2 separate regions of the Homo sapiens genome follow, and region 2 is linked to region 1. A link is a loop called in an ENCODE intact Hi-C map of the cell type or tissue named here. Cell type or tissue: Calu3. All regions are shown on one strand. Region 1 holds the start of FSIP2 (fibrous sheath interacting protein 2). Region 2 has its middle 44 kb from the start of LINC01473.

Region 1 (5,000 bases):
CCTTTGCATTTAAAAGCTTCTTTAAGTTTCTGACCTCTTGTTTAACATTAAACTTTAATTCCTTCCAAGGAGCCTAATCAGAAAGCTAGATTCCCTGGTTACCAATGCTTTCCTGAGAAGGCAAAGAAAGAACTCGTAAAGGGGAGAGTCTTGAATTCAGTGAATCCACATATGAAGCCCAGATCTTTCCTGGAAGGGAAACGATCAATAATAATAAGTCAAGGAGTAGATTGAATATTTCTTTCAGATGTTGACATTTAGCTGTAAACTTTTAAAAAATGTTAACTTTTAGCTGTGACAGGCATATGTTTCTCAAGACCAAACCTGAGCTCCTGACCTGTAAACTAAGAACACTTTTAAACAAATCCACCCATTTGAGCCAGAGTAACTTTTCTATTGACAATTAAAATAACTGGTTGCCCTTAAAAGGTGACTATTAACCATTACCTCATGAAGGAGAGTACACTGAAAGAGAAAATTCTTCTGAGAAATTATATGGTGACTAATTTCATTAAATGAATAAATTTTGGGAGAATTAATGTAATAAAAAATAGAACATCTTTTTGAAAAGTAGTAGACAAGTGAATTAATGGTCGACAGAGAAAATGGCAATAGAGTAAAATAATATATTTAAGGGAGGAGACAAAAGCCACAGTTCTAAGTTTATGCACTAAAGAGGAATTATATCACCTGTAATGGAATAAATTTCAAGCACGTTTTTGCAAAGTTAGTTTGTGTGGATGTGACTCAAGTTGTGTGAAGTTGGTATATTTGTAGTTCACTTGCTCTAATCTAGTAGAACAGATTAGTTTTTTTTAAAGAGCAATTATACTTTTTTTCAGAAACAAAACTTGTTTTAAGAAATCATGTTTATTTAGTGTGTTAGATTGACTGTATGCCCCCAAAATTCATATGCAATCCTAATCTTCAGTGTGATGGCATTAGGAGCTGGGGCCTTGGGGGATAATTAAGTCATGAGGGTGGAGTCCTCATCAAGGGAGATAATGTTCCTATAGAGACCACAGGGAACTCTCCAGCCTTCTTTCTACCATGCAGGGAGGTAATAATGAAAGGACTTCAAAGGACCCCCACGAGAATCTGACCATGCTGGTGTCCTGATCTTGGACTTCCAGCTCCAGAACAATGATAAATAAATTTACGTTATTTCTAAGCCACCCAGTCTATGGTACATTGTTATAACAGCCTGAACTGTATAAGACATTAAGCAAGTATCAAATACCAAGGGGTTCTATTTATTTCTGATGACATCATAGACATTAGAAGGGTAAGTGGGCCACTTAGAATTCTTTCTTGTAGAACTTTTTGCAAAACTGATAAAAGCAACCAGTCAACAAGAATGTACTAAACCTCCTTCAGCATTGACTACTTAGTCAAAGGCTGGGGAGGTTTGGGGGTAGGTGTGGTGTTAAGGACTAAAAACATGAAAAGGCTTAAGGGAAGTACACACTATAATCCAGTATGATTAACTATGGTTTGTGTAAGTGAGATCACACAAATCAAGGGCAACGTGAACTCTAAGCAAAAATAAGCTAACGGGGGGGCTATCACAGTTCAGAGAATCTTGATAGCTCAGATTCATAGACTGGGGAGAAGAAGACAAGGTATGCCAGGTTTGGGGGCAAAGTTGACAAAATACTGAAGTATTAGCATGGTATTTATGGGTAGGTGTGAAAGACTCAACTTGAAGAAGCTGAGCCTCTCTGGTTGGAGACAATGCTGGATGGAAAGGCTGGGGCAAATTATGGAGTCTCTTCCTCATTGAGGCAGGGCTTTCTTTCATTAAAGTAAGGTTAAAGTACTAAACATATTAACTCATTTTAAGTCCCACTGTTTCAGTTCTTTTTTTTTTCTTTATGTGTAAAATAGAATTCAACTCAAAACAAAATAATGTTTCCCGTGAAGAGAGTTTGGTCCAAGATACTGTCAGTTAAAATCGTAACATATCATTAAATGGCAGCTATCACTAATAACCTTTCAGCTTCTAAACATGTTTCTAAGTACATCAAATCTTACTATATAAGTATATATGAAGTTTTATTATAAGGAATATTAATATGGTACCGTGAATTGTTAATTAAGGACTAAGAATCTAAACTTTCTGGAATATGATTATGTCCAAACCATTAAGATGAAAGTGCTTCATATGCATTCTAAACAATACCTTCGGTCAGATGTGGGATTTTCTTTTTCCTGTAAATGTTGATGCAAATTCCTTTAATGAATTTTGTATGATGCAGCCTTTGAGTTAAACAGCAAGTAGTAAAGGGTAAAGGAAAGAAAGACGATAAAAACTTGTTCACCTTTTCACCGAAATTCGTAGTATAGAATACAGCATTGCTTCCTGGGATCACAGGCAGCTTGACCCCGAGAGGTAGGTCCAGTAGCTGAGCCGGTCCAACCCCTGCAAAGTGGGTTTTGTGCACGCCCTGTCAGACACAATTGGAGAGTTTTGTCTTTCCTTTTAGGCAGTATTAGTTTAGTTTAGACCAATCTACTTCCATTGCAACCAAAGACTCCGAAGAATTATACAATCAGGGTTCGGGGCATCCTGAAGTCCTCCCGTTTTCCCTGGTCACCAGCTCTCCTGGCGTCCCGCGCCTGCCAGTTGCGGCCGGTACAGTCCGAGCCACCGCCACCGCCCCCGGGCGCCGCAAGAGGGCAGCCTCCTGACGGGGGACAGTTGGGAGCCTCGCGACCCGTGTGTGGCGATCCCTGCCCCGCTCCCCAGCAGGCCTGCGGCCGCCAGAGGGCGACGCCGCCCAGCTTGCGGCCACTCACGTCTCTGCACTGCTGGGTGTCCGCGGCCAGGACGCTGGCGACCGTCTTGGTGACGGCGACTTTGGCAGGCTTGGAGCAGGCGCCGAGGTACAGCTCCATGGCCGGCACAGCCCCCTCAGCCCCTTCCTCACCCGCCCCGCTCTCCTTCTCTAGCACCCCGTTGTCCCTCTGTCCGGACCTGACCAGGAATGGCCAGAGCCCAACGACCTCAGCCCCGCCCCCCGCGTTCCAGGCTTCCAATGGTAGCGGCCCCAGAAGGGCGGTGGCCTCCTGAGGGGCGGCTCGCGCCAGCGCGTAGAGCGCCCGCAGAGCTGGGAAAATCGGTCCGAGAGGCCTGATCTGAGAGGACCACAGTTGAAACTTCATCTTTCTCTGAAACCATCACGCCTTAGCCAATCCTAACGAAAACGTATAAGCTTTGTTGGTGGGTAACTGGTTAATTTCCCCTGGCTTCCAAGGAGCCCTGTTCCGTTCAATAAAAATTCCCGAGTGATTGTTTTTGCCCATTCTACATCTTCCCCCATATAGACCACACCCCATCCCCAGGCTCCCACAGCTTCTTCCCACACCAGGTCCACAAGGCAGACGCGTTGGCTTCCTAAGGGGCTCATTGCCTTCCTCCTGCCTCTTCTGTCCCCTAGGTTTCCTTCTCCTTTCTAGCGCCCTTTACCACTCTCCCACTGCCTCCTCTCTGCTCCTGCAGCTTGATCCTATTTCCCTCTTTCTCCTCAACCATCCAGCCGAAATTTATAAAGTGCTTGACGCTTCTGGGCCAGTCATTGAGCTAAGCACTGGGCAGGACACAGCCGTGAGTAAAATATGGCCCCTGACTGTAAGAAGCTAACTAGACTGGGAGTATTCTGAGGGCAGAGACAGTATGTGTCTAACCCACCTGTTGTTTAGACTTAACTTCATACTTTCTTTGGTCCACTGCTGTTCTCTTTTATTTCTGGCCCGACTAGTAATAACAGTTACCATTTCTTCAGAATCTACTAACTTCCATATACTGTGCCAAACACCCTTTTAAACATTTATTTATTTTAGTAGCCTTATCAATAATTACTCTTTATTTTTCAAAGATTGAGGAAGACTGACAATTGCTGTTAAATGGTGGCTCCTGAGGCTGTTTTCTTAATCAGTGCACTCTGCTCTCTTTGTTGTAATTCCACACATGTGCTTAGGACTCTTAAATTTGAAATCTAAGCTTGGGATATAGTCTATTGCCAGCTTCCATATGGATATCCCACAATTGTCTTAAATTCAATCTACTCAAATCTCAACACACAACTTTCACCAAAACAGGAAAAAAAAACAAAGGCTTCTTCCTGCATTTCCTATCTCAGTGACAATACCAAAGTCTACCCAAGCCAGAAACTAAGGAATGCTTCTAGATACTTCTTTTTCCCCTTATCTCCCATGTTTAGTTGGTCCCCAAGTCCCACTAATTTTATCACTAAAATTAATTTGCCCGATTCTATCTACTCCTACTTTACTCTCCCGGTTAAGCCGCTAATCATTTTTTGTTTGTTTGTTTGTTTGCACCATTGCCACAGCCTTATAACATCTCCCTGCCACCATCTACCCCAAAAATCCATCTTGTATCAATTTGATCTTTGATGGCAAACTGACCATTTCTCTTCCTCACTTTAAACTCCCAACTGCCCTCAGCGCAAAGTGTGTAATGGCCTCTGTTACTTGGTCTCTGTATCAGTTTCTTATTGCCAGCAAATCACCACAAACTTAGTGGCTTAAATTACCACAAATATATTACCTTACAGTGATGGAGGTTAGTAATCCAAAGAGAATCTCACTGGGCAGAAACCAGTGTATTGGAAGTGCTGTGTTCTTTCTGGAAGCTCTAGATCACAACCTATGTTCTTGCCCTTTCCAGCTTCTAGAAGTTGCCTCTTCCTCACACGTTAAATCTGGCAATGTAACATCTTCAAACCTCTCTCTGACTCAGACCTCTGCTCCTTCTCTTCTACAATTAAAGAATCATTGTGATTACATTGGGCCCATCTAGGTTATCCATGCTAATTTATCTATCTTAAGATCAGCTGATTAGCAACCTTAATTCCATTAGCAATCTTAATTCCTCTTTGCTATGAAATATTCACATACTCAGTCTTGAAAATGAGGACATAGACATCTTTGGGGTACTATTATACTACCTCTCACAGCCCTGTTTTTGTCCATCTCTG
Region 2 (5,000 bases), 390 kb before region 1:
ACGGTGACACTGTCTTGACTCCATGGGGAGAGGAGAGCAGAAGCTCTGTGTTTGATTCTTTTTCCATGGATTTTCTGTCCTATGTGCTTCCTCCCTTAGATGATCTTAATCTGTATCCTTCCTCTGTAATAAGCCATACTAGTAGAACAGCTTTCAGTGAGTTCTGTGAGTCCTTCTAAAGAATTGTTGAACCTGAGGGTGGTTTGAGGAACCTCCAAACTTATGTTGATGTCAGAAGTAGGAACAGTCTTATGTGGCCTAGGCTCCCTCTAACTACATACACAGTTATGTAATGAACTTTAAAACCACATGAATCTTTATTACACATCGAATTGATTGGCAAAAATTACAATACCAACTTTGGTTGAAAATTGTCACTAATTTGGAAAACAGTTAGGGATTTAGTGAAGATGAAGATAAATCCTGATTGTGATTTATGGCTATAGCAGAGGAAGTTGATTGTTCAAGATCTTGGAGTAGAACTCAAGGCATATGCTTTATGCACTTTTTTCTTTAAGCACATTTTATATCACAATGTAAATGCAAGAACTGAAATAAAATTTACAGAGACTATAGGTAATAACACCACAATGTTGATAGTGAGGTATCAGATCATTTAAAAATCTTCTTTTGTGCTTTTCAATGTTTTGCCATTAAGCTGTATTATTGTTAGAGTAAAAAGAGTAATAGACTTATAAATAAAGAAATTAAAAATGTGTGGTATTTGTGGTGTAAGTGTTAAAGAATTGATGCAACAACATCAGAGAAGATAGAACGGTGGCTACTCACAGTGTCCAGTTGAAGTAACAGTGGTTCAAGTTCTGGTCACCAGCTTTTGTACCTAGAAAAATAGTTTTGTGAGTGCTCCCAAAGTTGACTTATTGGTTGAGGACTGATGAGTAACTGACATGGACCTTGAAATTATGTGTTTACTTTTATAATTGGGATAATGCTACCTGTCAGAATGTTTCCTTCCCTGCCTATGGGAACATGGGAAGCTCAATTTAATTAGAAGGTAGTTTTGTAATGCATTCTATAGACTGCAGCAAAGCAGAACGATCAAGGCCTCTCTAAGCAGTCACCTGATTCTCAGCCTTCCAGATATAGGCTGTTACTGTTTTAGAGAATCTGGGATAGGGCCGGATGTGGTGGCTTACACCTGTAATCCCAGCACTTTGGGAGGCTGAGGCGGGCGGATCACCTGAGCTTAGGAGTTCGAGACCAGCCTGGCCAACATGCTGAAACCTTGTCTCTACTAAAAATACAAAAATTAGCCAGACATGGTGGTGCATGCCTACAGTCCCAGCTATTCAGGAAGCTGAGGTAGGAGAATTGCTTGAACCTGGGAAGTGGAGGTTGCAGTGAGCCAAGATCATGCCACTGCACTCCAGGGTAGGCGACAGTGAGAGATTCCATCTCAAGAACCAAAAAAAAAAAAGAGAATCTGGGATAAACCCTGCCAAATTCCTATTTCCTGAACCCACTTTTGTAAGGTCTTATGTAGAATCCACCTAGTCACAAGTGACCTTTTTTCTTTTTCTTTTAGGTATCTTTCTCCCATTAATTAAACAAAAGTTGTCTTTCAAATTCTAATGGAGATGATTAGATTTGTAGGCTTTAGTCTTCCTGCTTTGTCCTAGGCAACGTCCCTTCTTGTTAGGAGGCCCCTGAAGATGATTAATTTCATCCATTATGCATTAATTTCAGGAGGTTAACTCTCAAAGGGCCAGGTCCTTTCTTTTTGTTTGATACTCACTCTAGCTCTCTACTCAGTATATGTGACATTTAAAAATTCTTATTTAACCACAAGGTAGAATAAAGCATTTGCTCATTAAAATACCTTCTCCCTAAATGGGATTTATTACTGAATGAGAATAATGGACCTATTGTTATTATTTCTGCTCCATTTTCTTGTAAAGAATGTATTTCTTTGTGTTAGCCAAAAAAAAAAAAAATGTATAACTTGGTTTCCTTGTAGCTTTTTTGCCACTGAAATATTTTCTAGGCTACACTAATATGAAGATTTTTCAGCAATTTACAGAAATGGTGCTTCTGAGCATTCATTTTCTCTTTTACTGCTCAAAGGAAACCATGGGAACGCAGCATCCAATTTTGTTTGACAGGAGACTGGTTAGCAGACCACATGTGGTGTTTTTGTTTTGTTCTATAGCTGTTTCCACTGTGTCGTGTAATTCATCACAAGGATTTTGAGAATGGAAACTGTCACTAATCAAATATACAAAATTAATGAGTAGTTTACACCATTGCAAAGGGTAGGTAGTGAACAGTCAAGCAGAACAAAAGCAATAAGACTCTCTGGGCATAAATCCATTTCTATTTAATGAAGTTCAGGTTTCTATGTGTAATATGAAGTTGTCAGGTCATTGATAATTATCTTGCTTAATTTTGCAATCTTTTAAAGTCACAAATGACCCACTTTGCACCCACTTTACATAACCTATCAGTTAAGGATAATCATATGTTTAAAGCAACTAAGAAAAACAGTAGCAAATACAGCTATCAGTATTTTCATGGCAATTTTGGAATGAACTTGTAACCAGCACCCAGATTCCTTTTCAGTGAGTCCTGTGCTCCTGTGGCAACATATATAACATGAACCCTGGTATTGTTTTTATGTGCTTTGAAGCCAGTGGTGATATCATTTATTATGTTTGCAAAAAACTGAAGGGGCTTAGTTATGGATGTCTCACACATAGCTCATTTTAACCAAGGCATACAAACAAAAGGAGAGAAATAATAACCAGAAATCTTTGAACTCCAGACTCCCTCTTAACTAACTGCAATATTTCATACTCCCCTCCCAGTTGCATCAGCCTTCCAGTACCAAGACAACTACAGGTGTTTCCAACATAAAGTCAGCTTACCTCTAAGTTGTGTACTTTGAATTCAGAAATGTTTGCACTCAAAGACATCTCTTCCTGTAGAGTTCAGAGGTTTTTGGTTTCTTGTAACTTGAAACTACTAGCCATGGCCAGGGAAAGATTTGAGCTTTAGCTGTTTACCTTGGCACCAAAGATGCCTCTTGAGCGTTTCCTCCTGCCTAGAATCAATGGATTACATTTAAACCTACTTACTAAAATTCTACATATAAATTACAAAAGGAAACATTTTCAGATAAGAGGAACACAGGACATAGCACCCATTGAAAATATAAGAAATGTAGGATGACATTTGGGCCAAATATTTCCTTTCTAGACAAACCCCACCCTCTCTTTCCTGGGGAGACTGTCACTTGTACTTCCCTGGCTACTGGCTTCCAGCTGGGTTTGGCTGTAGTGAGTTTCAGCAGGAAATAGAGAAGGGCAATAGTGAAGTTTAGCATTTATTCTCCTGACCCTTTCCCTTAGGTCAGTCATATACCTTAAATAAAGATTACTGTTCCTTTCCCAGTGTGCTGTTGTGCACGCATTTCTCCTCTTCCTGAGTTTGATAACTTCTTCCACCATCATCTCCTGGGCCAAGCTCTGCTACTGCTAGCTCCAGGTCTCTATTGTCTCTTGTGGATTTTTTTTTTTTTTTTTTAGCCCATCACACTTTTATAATTTGTCCCGTTTTAGTAAAGTCTTCTTGAGTTATATCATTTTGAGCATGCAATCTTTTTACTGTTTAGACTGAGTGAAACACCAAAAATAGCAATAATGCTTAATTCTAAATAACAAAATAGAAGAAATAATAGCAGTTCAAAGTCCAAACTCTTGTTCCTTAATAAGAAATCCAAAAAATTGTCTCCAATTTCACCTACGTCTACCCTCATCAGACAACTAAAAAAAAAATGAAAATAAAAAAAGGGAAGGGTAAAAAAAAACCCAAAACTATAAACAGGTATAGAATTCTCTTTCTTCTGGGACTCTCCATGGCTCTGCATTTTTCTGTTCAGAACTGGACCTGGTGCCCTTCCAGCACCTGCACTCATGCTGTCCTGGAACTTCACCTTCACTGCTTTCCTTGATTAGATTCACTGCTTCCCCTATTTTATGTCTTTGGTCTTTTACTACTTCTGTTTTGTTTGGCTGTGACATGATGAGAAGACAGGTTTCCTGAGACTCTGGAAAGTTGGGCAGTAATATTTTTCAGGGATACCTGGGCACCTACTCGGCTTGTCTCTGAGGAAAAAAAATTCTTATACTAAGTTTGGTTCAAAATCCGGGAAAGCATCATTTTTCTAAAGACCTCTTTGAGTAGAAGTGCAATGGATGGTGAGGTTAAGTTCTGGTATGAAAATGAAATCATAGTATAAAAGAACAGTAGCTTAGCAGGAATTCTGAGTTTCACCAGCAGCCCTGTGCCCCACAGGGATAAAGGTTCAGAAGCCACACAAAGATACATGCTACATCTGCTCTGTGTGGACACTTCTGTTAAATTGTTTCCTTTGCCACAGAAATGAGACATTTACAGCAGGTCTATGTTTGTGGTTTATTTCTGTTGATCCTTAACCCATACTTCAATTGCAGCCGTAATGTCCATACTTCATAAGGAACTTCTAAGAGAAGGTGTATGAAAAATTAACTTTTTGAGCTTTTGTACATCGAAAAATGCTTTTACAGTTGATTGATATAATTTCTAAATATTGAATTTTAAATTTCTGCTATATTTTATAGCTAATTTCTCCATTTTTCTTGACATACTATTTTTGATGAGATAGTGGATGTCAGTCTTATTCTCATTCTTTCGTACAGCAAACTATCTCAAGGACAAAAAACCAAATACCGCATGTTCTCACTCATAGGTGGGAATTGAACAATGAGAACCCTTGGACACAGGAAGGGGAACATCATGCACCAGGGCCTGTTTTGGGGTGGGGGGAGGGGGGAGGGGGGAGGGATAGCATTATGAGATATACCTAATGTAAATGACGAGTTAATGGGTGCAGCACACCAACATGGCACATGTATATATATGTAACAAACCTGCACATTGTGCACATGTACCCTAGAACTTAAAGTATAATAAATATATATATATAAAAGAAGTTATTAACA

What was found. Peaks named below come from ENCODE experiments on the same cell type or tissue, not always from the same donor. Only the 100,000 strongest peaks of a DNase experiment are listed, where the experiment ranks them.
Region 2: a loop joins it to region 1, with 2.5 times the contacts of the local background. A loop is called at or near these places in 2 of 110 quality-filtered maps.

Annotation. Positions count from the first base shown.
Region 1 is chr2:185,736,793-185,741,792 of GRCh38, reverse strand. It overlaps FSIP2 (fibrous sheath interacting protein 2), which reads right to left and starts at 2,989. Exons shown (of 23, transcript NM_173651.4): 1 at 2,800-2,989; 2 at 2,322-2,447. The coding sequence starts at 2,898. FSIP2-AS2 (FSIP2 antisense RNA 2) reads left to right here and starts at 1,316. Exons shown (of 3, transcript NR_110217.1): 1 at 1,316-1,414. RefSeq lists a silencer at 2,588-2,857. In Calu3, a CTCF peak has its summit at 2,729 (motif pointing right); a DNase peak (open chromatin) is centred at 2,762.
Region 2 is chr2:186,128,130-186,133,129 of GRCh38, reverse strand. No RefSeq gene overlaps it. Among named protein-coding and RNA genes, the nearest start is that of LINC01473, 44 kb to the right of the region's middle. In Calu3, no CTCF peak of the experiment used is centred here; DNase peaks (open chromatin) are centred at 2,999 and 3,259.